Regions from separate parts of the Homo sapiens genome. Here region 2 is linked to region 1. Evidence: chromatin contacts called from ENCODE Hi-C data. All regions are on one chromosome and are shown on one strand. Each heading gives the region's core, a stretch centred on a gene start or an enhancer-like site at or near the end of the contact. The rest is flanking DNA. Distances are from core to core; before and after follow the strand shown.

The links. Hi-C counts contacts between places; a loop is a spot of excess contacts on that map. Pooled maps may share reads with other maps.
Region 2: a loop to region 1 is called in a map of CD4-positive, alpha-beta memory T cell, with 9 times the contacts of the local background. The contact joins two enhancer-like sites. A Hi-C loop is called at or near these places in 18 of 168 maps with a recorded cell type or tissue (A673, B cell, CD4-positive, alpha-beta T cell and 12 more), 32 of 37 single-sample maps with no recorded cell type and 27 of 50 pooled maps.

The regions. Positions count from the first base shown.
Region 1 is chr6:79,567,310-79,573,139 of GRCh38, reverse strand. It overlaps a transcript of SH3BGRL2 not described here. Among named protein-coding and RNA genes, the nearest start is that of LCA5, 33 kb to the right of the region's middle. Within about 2 kb of position 2,724, at least 9 of the 41 ENCODE cell types and tissues checked have a DNase peak (open chromatin) inside an H3K27ac peak, as active enhancers do.
Region 2 is chr6:79,861,603-79,866,925 of GRCh38, reverse strand. LOC107986614 (a long non-coding RNA gene) reads left to right here. Exons shown (of 3, transcript XR_001744216.3): 3 at 1,209-4,184. Among named protein-coding and RNA genes, the nearest start is that of LINC01621, 52 kb to the right of the region's middle. Within about 2 kb of position 2,370, at least 2 of the 41 ENCODE cell types and tissues checked have a DNase peak (open chromatin) inside an H3K27ac peak, as active enhancers do.

The DNA of each region.
Region 1 (5,830 bases), core at 1,475-3,974:
ATACAAAGTAAAATCTTCAAACTTTTGGAATAAAGTATAGAAGAATATTTTTGTGCTTTCAGAGTTGGGAAAGATTTTGATATCAATAAATAGAAAATGAAACCTTTAAGGAAAAGATTATGAATCAATTAGACCACATTAACATTTAAAATGTCTGTGCATCTAAAGACACCATTTTAAAAAGTGAGAGAAGACAAACCACTAACTAGAGAAGACATTTGCAATGCATATTGGCAACAAATATTTAGCATAGAGTATGTGTACATATATATAAAATGTCTACAAATCCCTACCAAAAAATCAAATAGCAATTAACATGAACACACATGAAAATGCTCAATCTCACTAGTAATAGAATAATTGTAAATAAAAATAGGCCAGGCGCAGTGGCTCACGCCTGTAATCCCAGCACTTTTGGAGGCCAAGGCGGGCGGATCACGAGGTCAGGAGATCGAGACCATCCTGGCTAACACAGTGAAACCCCATCTCTGCTGAAAATACAAAAAATTAGCCGGGCGTGGTGGCGGGCGCCTGTACTCCCAGCTCCTCGGGAGCCTGAGGCAGGAGAATGGCGTGAACCCGGCAAGCAGAGCTTGCAGTGAGCTGAGATCACGCCACTGCACTCCAGCCTGGGCGACAGAGTGAGACTATGTCTCAAAATAAATAAATAAATAAAATAAAATAAAATAAAATAAAAATAGATGCCATTTTATACCCATAAAATTGGTAGAAATGTAATCTCATGATACCAAGAGTTGGAAAGAATTTGGAGCAGTGGGAAATTTAATATATTTGTGAGACTGTAAATAAATTGATATTACTACTTTGAAGAGCATGCTTTACATATTACGTGCACGAAGATATCATATGTGTATACAACGATATCATCAGGTACATTAATGAAATCTAAACATCTATCAACATAATGAGGAAATAAATTGTAGTGTAATCATACAGCAGAAAAAATGAGTTAATACTAAATGCAATGTGGTATTCTGGATTGAACTCTGGAACAGAAAAAGGACACTAGTGGAAAAACTGGTGATATCCAAATAAAGTTTGTGGTTTAGGTAATTAAAACATACCAATGTGAATTTCTTAGTATGGACAAATGTACCATTGTTGTGTAGGATATTAAAATTAGAAGAGGTTGGGGGAATGGTGTATGGAAATTCTCTGTATTCTGCAACTTTTCTGAAAGTCTAAAATTATTCCAAAAAAAGAGTTTATTTTTTAAAAAATGAATAGAGCTTCTTAGATCATTATGGGTAAACCTCACAAACATAATGCTGAGAAAATAAGAAATTGCAGAACACACATATAGTATGTAACCAAGTATATAAGTTTAGAAGTATTGATACATTATGTTTTATTTAATGATATATATGTATATAGTACAATTTTATACATATACTTAAATCATAAACACCAAATTAACTATGCCATGAAGGTAAAGGGACTTGGCTGTGATCAAAGGGTGTTACCAATAGATTTTAAGTTTTTGCAGTGTTTAATTTCTTAGGTTGGGTGATGGATATGTTAATTAATTTGGCTGTGGTAATCATTTTACAGTGTGCATGTATATCCAATCATCATGTTGTACACCTTGAATATATACAATTTCTATTTGCCAATTATACCTCAATAAAGCTGGGAAAAAAACCTAGTAAGTCTGTCTAGGTTATTTGTCAGTGGTGACAAACAAAGCAAAGCAGAACAAAACAAAACCAGAAAAAAGTGATTTTGACTTCTTACAGGTTCTGTGTTTATAATCTAATAAAAGCAAGTCATCTTAAAAATAATCCTGATTATTTCTTTTACAATGTAAGATGGTTTTACTATGTGTAAATAGATAAACAAGTGGCAATGTCCTTATAAGGAGAAAGGAGAGACGTTCATTCAGGAGAATGTGCTAAGGTTAGGGACAGTTCTCTACCATACACACTGCCTTGTAGAAACTCCATCAGAGACAGAATACCAGCATTAATGCGCTTTCATTCTTGATTACAGAACAAAGCTCTTTTAAGGTTTATTCTTAACTAACAAAGCATCTTTTTTATATCCAGCTGTTTCCTATGCTGGAGAAACAACAATAACAACAAACAGGTTAGTTCTATAAAATGCAATTATGTAATTTTTGGAGGGCTTCGATGTATTTTCAATTTGTTCTTCCATTTGTTGCCACCAGTACTGAGGCTCCACCTAGGGCCCTTTTCTATAATTACATTCATATTCGTTAAAGCTAATCTCCTTTATGATAGCAATATGTAAAGCAGTTATGCAAATAAAACAGAGTGCTTGAGTTTTTGTTTTTTTCCCTGAATCTAATATATGAAAATTAGATTTGCTCACTCCCAGGAACTGACCCACTGCTAAGGCAGTGAACCACCATGGGTTCTTGCCAGGCAAGGAGGTGGTTAACATCTTATCTCTAGCCTTGGAACATTGCCTTCAGGAATGCAGCCAGGTTACTTTTGAAACAGGTGGTCCCAGTTCTGGCAGGGTTGGTAAAGTGGAGAAACAATTACCTTCTTGTGAATCACAAGGACAGATAGAGGAGGCTTAAATCAGATGGAGGCAGAGAAAGATCACAGGGCAGACCTAAAGAATTTGCTTTAGAAGTTACAACATGACATTTACAATTGTGGTTGTCTTCTTTACCTTTTATATTTCTGTGAGTTGAGTTTTCAGTATTTTACTCCTAGTCCAATGTGCAATTTGTTTTTTGATTCCCTATCTTTCCAGCAGTGAGTAATGCAAAATGATTTGAGCTAGCACTCCAGAGTGTTTTGCCTCACACCTGCCATCTGCCTGCTTAGTCACCGTGCAACCATCCTTGCCCTAGATGATGATTTTTATTTGATATAAGAATTGGCAGGCAACAGTTGTTGTGTTAGGAGATTTCTGGATTCCCAGTTTTCTTTATTCTTGTAATGATAGCAGCATGGCACATTAATGTTTCAGATATTCACTTGGCTTTTCCTTGTAACTACCATATGTTCTTAAAGATATTTAGTGTGGGGAGAGTTGTGAAAAAGGAAGGGGAAATGGATTATTTTTAATGTTATTTAAAAATTGTAGACATGAAAACCATTGCTACTCAGCACAAAGCAAAGTAGAAATCTCTCAATTTATCCGTAATCTCAGCCCTCAATTTCAGCAAAACTATCCTTTCTGCGTGTTCCCATTGACAGTCTTACTCTATACAGTTTGGGTGTAAATTCTCTACAAAGGAAGATACAGGTATAAAGACAGAATTCCCTTTACAGACAGTAATTGGAACCAAGCAGACACTGTGATTAAAGAGACTACTGTAGGTATGCATTCGGACAAGTTAGGCAAAGAAACCCACTTTAGAATTAGGATACAAACCAGAAGAAGGTTATTTAGCTTAATACATATGTAAACCAAAAATAAAATTCTAAGCACCCCCCTGACCCAAGGGCATTCCAAAGTTAACCTGAAAAAAGTTGTTGGCCTGAAAAAGTTCAGGCCAAGACAGGATGGGAACGTTGGACATGCCTCATTTTACCCTTCCGCCTTTGGAATTCAGGCACAATTGACCAGCATTAACATTAACACAGAGACCTTAAGACTAACAAAACAGACTCTTAACATAACCGATAGCAGGCCCTGAAAGAAATCAAAGTATTTTACCCCAAAATATATTTCTTTGAAATGCCCTTGCAAAGCTGTCTCTTGGGAGAATCTCTTTCCCTTACCAGGTCTTTTTCCTGACCCAGGAGAGAATTAACTAAGAGTCTGGCACCTTTTTAAGTCTGATAAGAAACATTTACAATCTATTCTCTCTGAAGCCTGCTACCTGGATAAGAATAAGAACCTTGTTCTCCACAACTGCATATCTTAACCCAGACACTCCCTTCTATTCATTCCAGGTCTTTAGGTAATAACTCTTTCAACCAATTGCCAATCAGAAATTCTTTGAATTGACTTATGACCTTGAACTATCCACCCCAAGCTTCAATTTGTCCCACCTTTCTGGACAGAACCAATGTATATCGTACATCTTACAATGTACATCGTACATGTATTGATTGATGTCTTAATTCTCCCTAAAATGCATAAAACCAAGCTGTAGCTGGACCACCTTGGGCACATGTTCTCAGAATCTCTTGGGCTGTGTCACAGGCCATGCTTACTCATATTTGGCTTAGAATAAATCTCTTCCAATATTCTACAGTTTGACTCTTTCCATTGACACATATTATGCATAGTAACAAAAAAATTCATTTTTAATTATTTCATACATACTAAGAATATAAAATAAGTATGTACAATATAGATAAGAAAAATAAAATAAGCCTGCTCCCACCTACCACTGAGCTTAAGAATGAAAACTCTTACCACAATAAAATTCCTACTACAGAAAATTAAAAAGTTAGTTTAAAAAGAGTAAAAAACAAGAAAAGAATGAAGACTCTTAACATATTTTTGAAGTCTCCTGTGTACCCACCTAGCATCATCACTCCTCTCAACTTACTCCCATCCTTGCTTCCTAGGTAATCATTATCTTGAGCTATGGGTTATCATTCCTCCAATTTTTTTTGTTGTAGTTATAAAAATGTATGTATTCCTGAATAATATGTTTGTTGGGTTTTGCATGTTTTTGAATTTCATATACATGAAACTGCAATCTATATATTCTGTCACTTTCATTTTCATCAGCATTATGTCTGAGAGAGTCATTCACGTGGACACATGAAGCTATAGTCTATTCATTTTCACTGCTATATTTTAAATATTTCATTGTATAAATATACCACAGTTTATTTCTCCAGTCTCCTGTCAATGGTCCTTTATGTTGGTTCCAATTTTTTACTGTTAAAAACAGTGCTGCAATAAATATTTTAGTACCTGTGTCCTTTTGCACATATGTGAGAGTTTCTATAGTCTGGGGTGTATACCTACATGTGGAATTGCTGGGTGTTAGGTGTGCGCATCTTCAGGTTTACTAAATATAATCAAATTATTCTCAAAGGGGGTTGGACCATTTAACCCCTCATTAGCAGTATTAGCAGTTCCTGTTGTCCCTAACCTTCACAAGCAAGCTGATTTGTCAGCTTTAAAATTTTTGCCAATGTTTTGGGTACAAAATGATATTTCAGCTTTTTTCTAAGTATGAATGAGGTTGGACATCTTTTTATGTTACTAGTCATTGGTTTTTCCTCTTCTGTGAAATGGATATCCATAGTCGCTGCCCATTTCCTATTGGTTTCTGTGTCTTTACTGGAGTTATAAAAATATAGAGAATACTAATATTTTATTCTAATTAACATGTGTTAGAAAAGTGTTCTCCTAGTCTATGGCTTGTCTTTTGTCTTTTCACATTTTTATGGTGTCTTTCAATAAACAGAAGTTTTAATTTTGATAGTTGTATTTATCTCTTTTACTTTGCAGATTCTGCCTCTTTTTTAAATCTTTTTGTAACATACATTTGCAAAAATAATCTATTTTCTTCAGGAAGTTTTAAAAAGTATAAGTAAATTCCTGCCAGAAATTTATTTTTTGGTTATGACATGGGTCCTTGTGGAAAATGAATTTTCCAGGCACTGTTTATTAAATTGTCCGTTTCTTCTACACCTCTCTAAAATTGCAGCCCAGTCTTCTTTCACATATGTAAAGGCCTGTCACTGAGGTTCCTGCTTTTGTTTCATTGGTATATTTACCTATCCTGTACCAGTAACATACTAGTGAAACTTTAAATAATACTGGAAATATTACTGGCAAATTCTCTCTACTTCTATATGTACATTTCTTCTTCAATAGTGTATTGGCTTTTTTCTTCCTAGATATTCTTGACCTTTTGCTT
Region 2 (5,323 bases), core at 1,121-3,620, 290 kb before region 1:
GTGCATGTCATTTTGTAACTGTGCAGAGATTTCCATAGGATAAACTCCCTGTTATAGGTTAATTGAGTTAAAGGGTGAAAGCATCTGTAATACTGTATGGAAACTGCTACATGGTCCCCTCTCAGAGCTGTACCACTTGGGTTCCTACAGAAATGTTGAAAGTGCCTGCTTTCCCACAGTCTCACTAACAGAGTATATTACAGAATTTTTGGATTTTTGCCAACACGATAAGTGAGAATGGCTTCTCACTTATCATTTCTTTGCATTTTTAAAAGTATGGGTAAGGTTGTGTGTCATCTCACTAAGGGTCATTTTTATGTGAACTGTCTGTTCATGTCCTCGCTCATTTATCTTTTGGCTGATTGATCTTTTTCATCTCAATTTATAACGGTTTACATATTAAGGAAATAAATCATATTTATATGATAAGAGTTGCAGATATTTTTCCTGGTTTGAATTTGCTTTTTACCTGTGTCTTTGTTTTGGACCATAAATGCACTTTTTATTTTGATGTGCTTCAATGAAGATATAGAACTTAATTACATTATTAATTATGCATGTTTTAAATAGTTTTTTGACAGCCATCAAGGAAGGTATAAATAGATTTTATTCAACAAAAACATGTTAAGAACTTACTACTGTGCATTCTACTTTGTGCTAAGTGTTTGGAACAAAACTGTTCCCCTGGAAAATTTCCTAATGTAGTGGGTAAGACAACTGTCTCAGTAAATAATTCCAGTGTGCCAGTGGTAAGCATTATAATAAACACATGAAAAAGAAAATTATTTTTAAGCAGCATCTTGAGGGATATTTAGGAGTTAGGTAGGAGAGAAGGAAAAGGTAGGCTAAGTTCTCATAGCCTAGCTCCTGAGGGATTAGTTCCTATCTTAGCATTTGAATAACTTTCTACCCTCCAGACAAAGTAGGTTGGCTTTTTCTTGTATCAATTTCCCAAACGCAGGCAATAATCCCAATTATCTCTTACTTAAACAAGATGGGATATAGTAGTACTCTTACCTGAAAGAAATTTATTTTATTTGGAATACTGCAAAGGTGGGTAAGCTTATGGTGGCATCAGACTCTCAATGTTCACATAATGTCATTTTGCTTCTAAACATTTGATGTTGTCAGGTAAGAAAAGGAAGGAGTTCAGGTGCTGGTGCATTTATAGTCCTTGATCGTGACAACTCTCAACTGTTTTCTTTCAGATTGGATTTACAGTTTCTGAAGAACTGGAAATTGTGTTTGCAATGCCCCAGTTATTCACTGGTCAGTTCAAATATGAGATATAATTGATGTGCAAGCAAGAAGAGATAGTAGAGTCAGCGACTGACAGGTCTTCCCTACTGAGCTGGGATAAGAGGCTGGGACTGGCAACACTGGTTCAAATGGCAGATACAACTTGTTGCCTATCCAACTTATACTCTTCTTATGTCCCACCAATGAAACTCATGTTTGGTTCAGAAAGGTAAGGAGACCAGCCCAAATGTGTACTCTGACGAGTCTGGTCTAGTGTAGGCCCATCATGCTGATCTAGCTCCTCTTTTTCAGAAACTATTTTTTTTTTTTTTAAGCTCAGGGTATTATGATCCTGTTATGGCCAATGGTGCACAAGGTGAAGTCTGCTGGAGTATTTCTGAGAGAGCTTTTGCTTTCATAATAAAGCAGACAGATGATGATTCCTGCTTTCACTGCTTCATCTTGCCTTAAATGCAGATGTGATTTGATATCCAGAACCAGAACAGCCATCTTAGGACGAAGATGACTGAGAAATTTTCGCAGTGGATCAGCCCTGACATCATGTCGCTGACTTAACAGTTGCCTGTGTCCTGACTTCTTGGCATGTGAGGAAAGGAGACATCCCTTCTTTCTTAAGCTGGTTGAGTTTTCTACCAAGCAGCCAGGCAGTCACTAAGCAATAGCATGGGGGCGGCTGCTAGCTTTGCTGGCCATATTTCTAGAGATTCGGCTGGTAAGGAGACAACAAGCCAAAATGGATTTAGCCAATCTATAACTCATATAGACAGCATAAAAGATCAGCATGGTGTCAGCTACCTGCCACCATTGTTCCACAGGATGACACCAAGCCAAGGAGGGAGATGATGGGGAGCACAAGCAGTGGGTCACTCCTCACCCTGTGACTGAGAAGTCAACAACTCTAGGCTCCAGCCAAGCACTTTTATAGTCTGCAACAGTTCCTGAAGAAGGGGGACAGATGGAAAGTCCCATACCTCACCAGAACCAGGAAAACAGATGGGAAATGACCTTGTGACAACCTCCCACAAGGTAGGGAGGTGAATGGCAACAGCCTTGACAGCACCGCACGGAACTGCCACTCATGCCAAATTCCTGAGAACATGACAAGGTGTTCGTTCACCAAGCCAAGTCAGGCTGCAGCTGAGCCTCACCTCCAGGGCCTGTGTGGAGACCTGCAAGGGTGCCAGGAAGCCATTCCCTTAAAAATTGCAGATAAAAACATTTCTAATTGAGAAAACTCTTATCCCAAGGAGGTATGAGGGAAAGGAACTAATCTTATGGAAGAACAAAGGTTTTCCAGAGGAATAATACCTTCTCTTTATTTTTTTTATTTTTTGCTGAAATAGTTCCCAGTATCTCATAAGACTGATTACCAGGACACTTCACTGTATACAAAGGCAGTGTTGAAAGCATTTCCAGACATTTCCAAGGGCAGATGCCAAGGTCATGCATGACTGTGTCTGTGTGTGTAAATGTGTGTGTGCTAAGCATTCATTAGCAACCAATCTCATAGACCCCAGAGCAGCGTATCAACATGCTTCCTGCAGCTGCCCTTCAGAAGTGATGTGTATAATTACACATTCAAATTCATCCCCAGCCACCCACACTGGTTTGTTTCACTCTTATTTCCTAAATATATAATGCAGGTTTTGAAATATAAAATTCCAATGTTAACAAGCCTTAAAAGAAACCATTTTACAGCCTTTGCCTTTTCATGCCTGACAGAAAAGCTCACATAACTACAAGTGCAAAGCACAGGTAACACTGCTTCTTCATTTATCCCTTCAAACCACAAGATGTGGGAGATGTTATTGTTATTTGTGACATTCATGTCATATCACCTTAATGTCTTGAAGTAGAATTTATGTCTGTATATGATTCATCCTAGCTATCTACAGGGATAAAAATGAGATGACTTCATTACTGTGGAATAGAACAGATGATCTTAGAGCTGAAGGGAACCTAAAGATCCCACACTCTAACCCTCTAATTTAATTTCACTAGTGAAGGTAAAGTGATTTACCCCATAGTCTCCTCTTATGAACCCAAAACAAGACACACGTGGAAGTCCCTGGGCTGCCCCTCCACTCCCACCCCATGCCCTGTCCTATACCCTAAAGTGTCTGGGAGCATGCATGTGAATATCCTAGCCTGCACAATCAGGCTGTTCTATTACTAAGCTCTTAATGATTTTTTTTTAGCCCCTTTTAATCATTGTCCTCAAAAGGCGATGCCTGAAAAATGTCTTTAAGTTCTGATTTGCAACCCTGTAAAAATGATCCCACTGAGTAAGCTATTCCTTGTGATCTTTAGAATTTGCTAGAAAGACTTGATTAACTTTCTGAAGTTCCCAAAGAAGGGACAGATTCAGGAACACCAGTTGGGAGAAGTGGAGGAGGTGAGGCAAGAGGATGGAAGCAGGGAATTCAGTGAAAGTCTACATACCAAGTAGTGAGCCCCTGCCTAACTCAACCTCCATTCTCTGGTGACCAGCCTTAGCTCTCCAGCTAGGAGAGTGGAGGATGCTCTCTGGATAAACAGATTGAGCAGGAGAACAGACCTACAGATGCCAGTATTTGAGGGTCACTCAACAAAATGGCCATCTCTACCCATAATCCCACAGTGAAGCTAACCAGGAAATAAGGACTAGCCTTGAACACAGAGCTTCACTCCACTCTCAAGGGGCTCACTCTTATGAGTAAGGACTGACAAAGAGGAACAGATGTCAAGGAAGTCTTCGAGAAGCAAGGCAGAGACAAAAAAGGAAAAACTAAAGAGGAACTCAAAGGATTCAGCAACTATACAGGCAAGAAAAGTAACAGCCCCAAACACTTTATAACCACATTCCTCAGAGGGAGATGAGAATACACTATATCCATAAAACAAGAACTGGTAGGATCTTAGAAGTTAACATTTGAAAGCTGAAATCAGTAGAATTGCTAGGAGATAAATTTAAGGAAATAGACTGGTAAGCAAAACAAACAAAAGCCCCTACAGATTTCTAACAGGAAAACAGAAAAAGAAATAATAAAAAAGTTAAAGGATCAAACTAGGAAATAGATTTAATTAAGAATTTCTGGAAGAGAGAAAATGGAAAGGAGGTAATTGCTAAAGAAGTAATAAGTGACATTTCCAAGAACTAAAGGATGTTGGCTTTCAAATGCACATGAAAGCCCAGCCCCCTAAATGAGGAAAGACCAAAACCAAGGGTTTCATGGAGACTGCAATATGGCTGCAGACTGCAGTGCACACTGGTCACTGATTCGTTCTCCAGTCTCCTGCTGGCACTGGACTCTGTTCTAAAATACAGGTCATGTGTCTGGAGCTGGAGAACGTGTGAATTCTTAGTCAGGCCCAGACTACTTCAACTGTGAACTTCCTGGGAGTTGAACCCTGAGTCAGCTCAGTTGCTGACTAAGGACTTGTTTCAATTCAAATGGGTCCTTTTGCCCCTCCATTTAGCTAGGACCAGACCTGATGATTACCCCGTCTGCAGGGTGCTCTGTGGCACTCTGTTCACCACAGAAGACCCTGGATAAAGCTGCCAGCTTGGTTGGATCCCTTTTATTTTGTGATTTGGAAGGCAGGCCACCCCTCCCACGCATGTTCAATGGCAAAGTTGGTTCCTGATCTCAACCCTGACTGTTCCTAACTTATCCCTTTTCCCCGCTGGCCTCTGTACCCAATGGCTTAGCCTAGAGTGGTTATTTAAATGACATCTCATTATCTTATAGTTGAAATACACGCTGAGTATTGTTTCTGGGCCATATATTTGAGTCAGGAGACACTATAGGCCTTCAACTATATGATCTTAATAAATGAATTAATGAATGAATGGATTAACAAGATTACATTCCTAGAGAATTTGTTGGCATAAAATATTTTAATGAGTTTCTAACTAAACACATAAGCCAGATCACCCAAATGAGGTCATTTGAGTAAGAGAGGAGAGAAACCAGGAAAGCAGCACAAAAGAAGCAGACAGTGCTCCCAGCCTTACCTTCTGCAGGTATTTACTGAGGCCCACCATGGGCCAGGCACTGCCATAAGCACTGAGGGTACAATA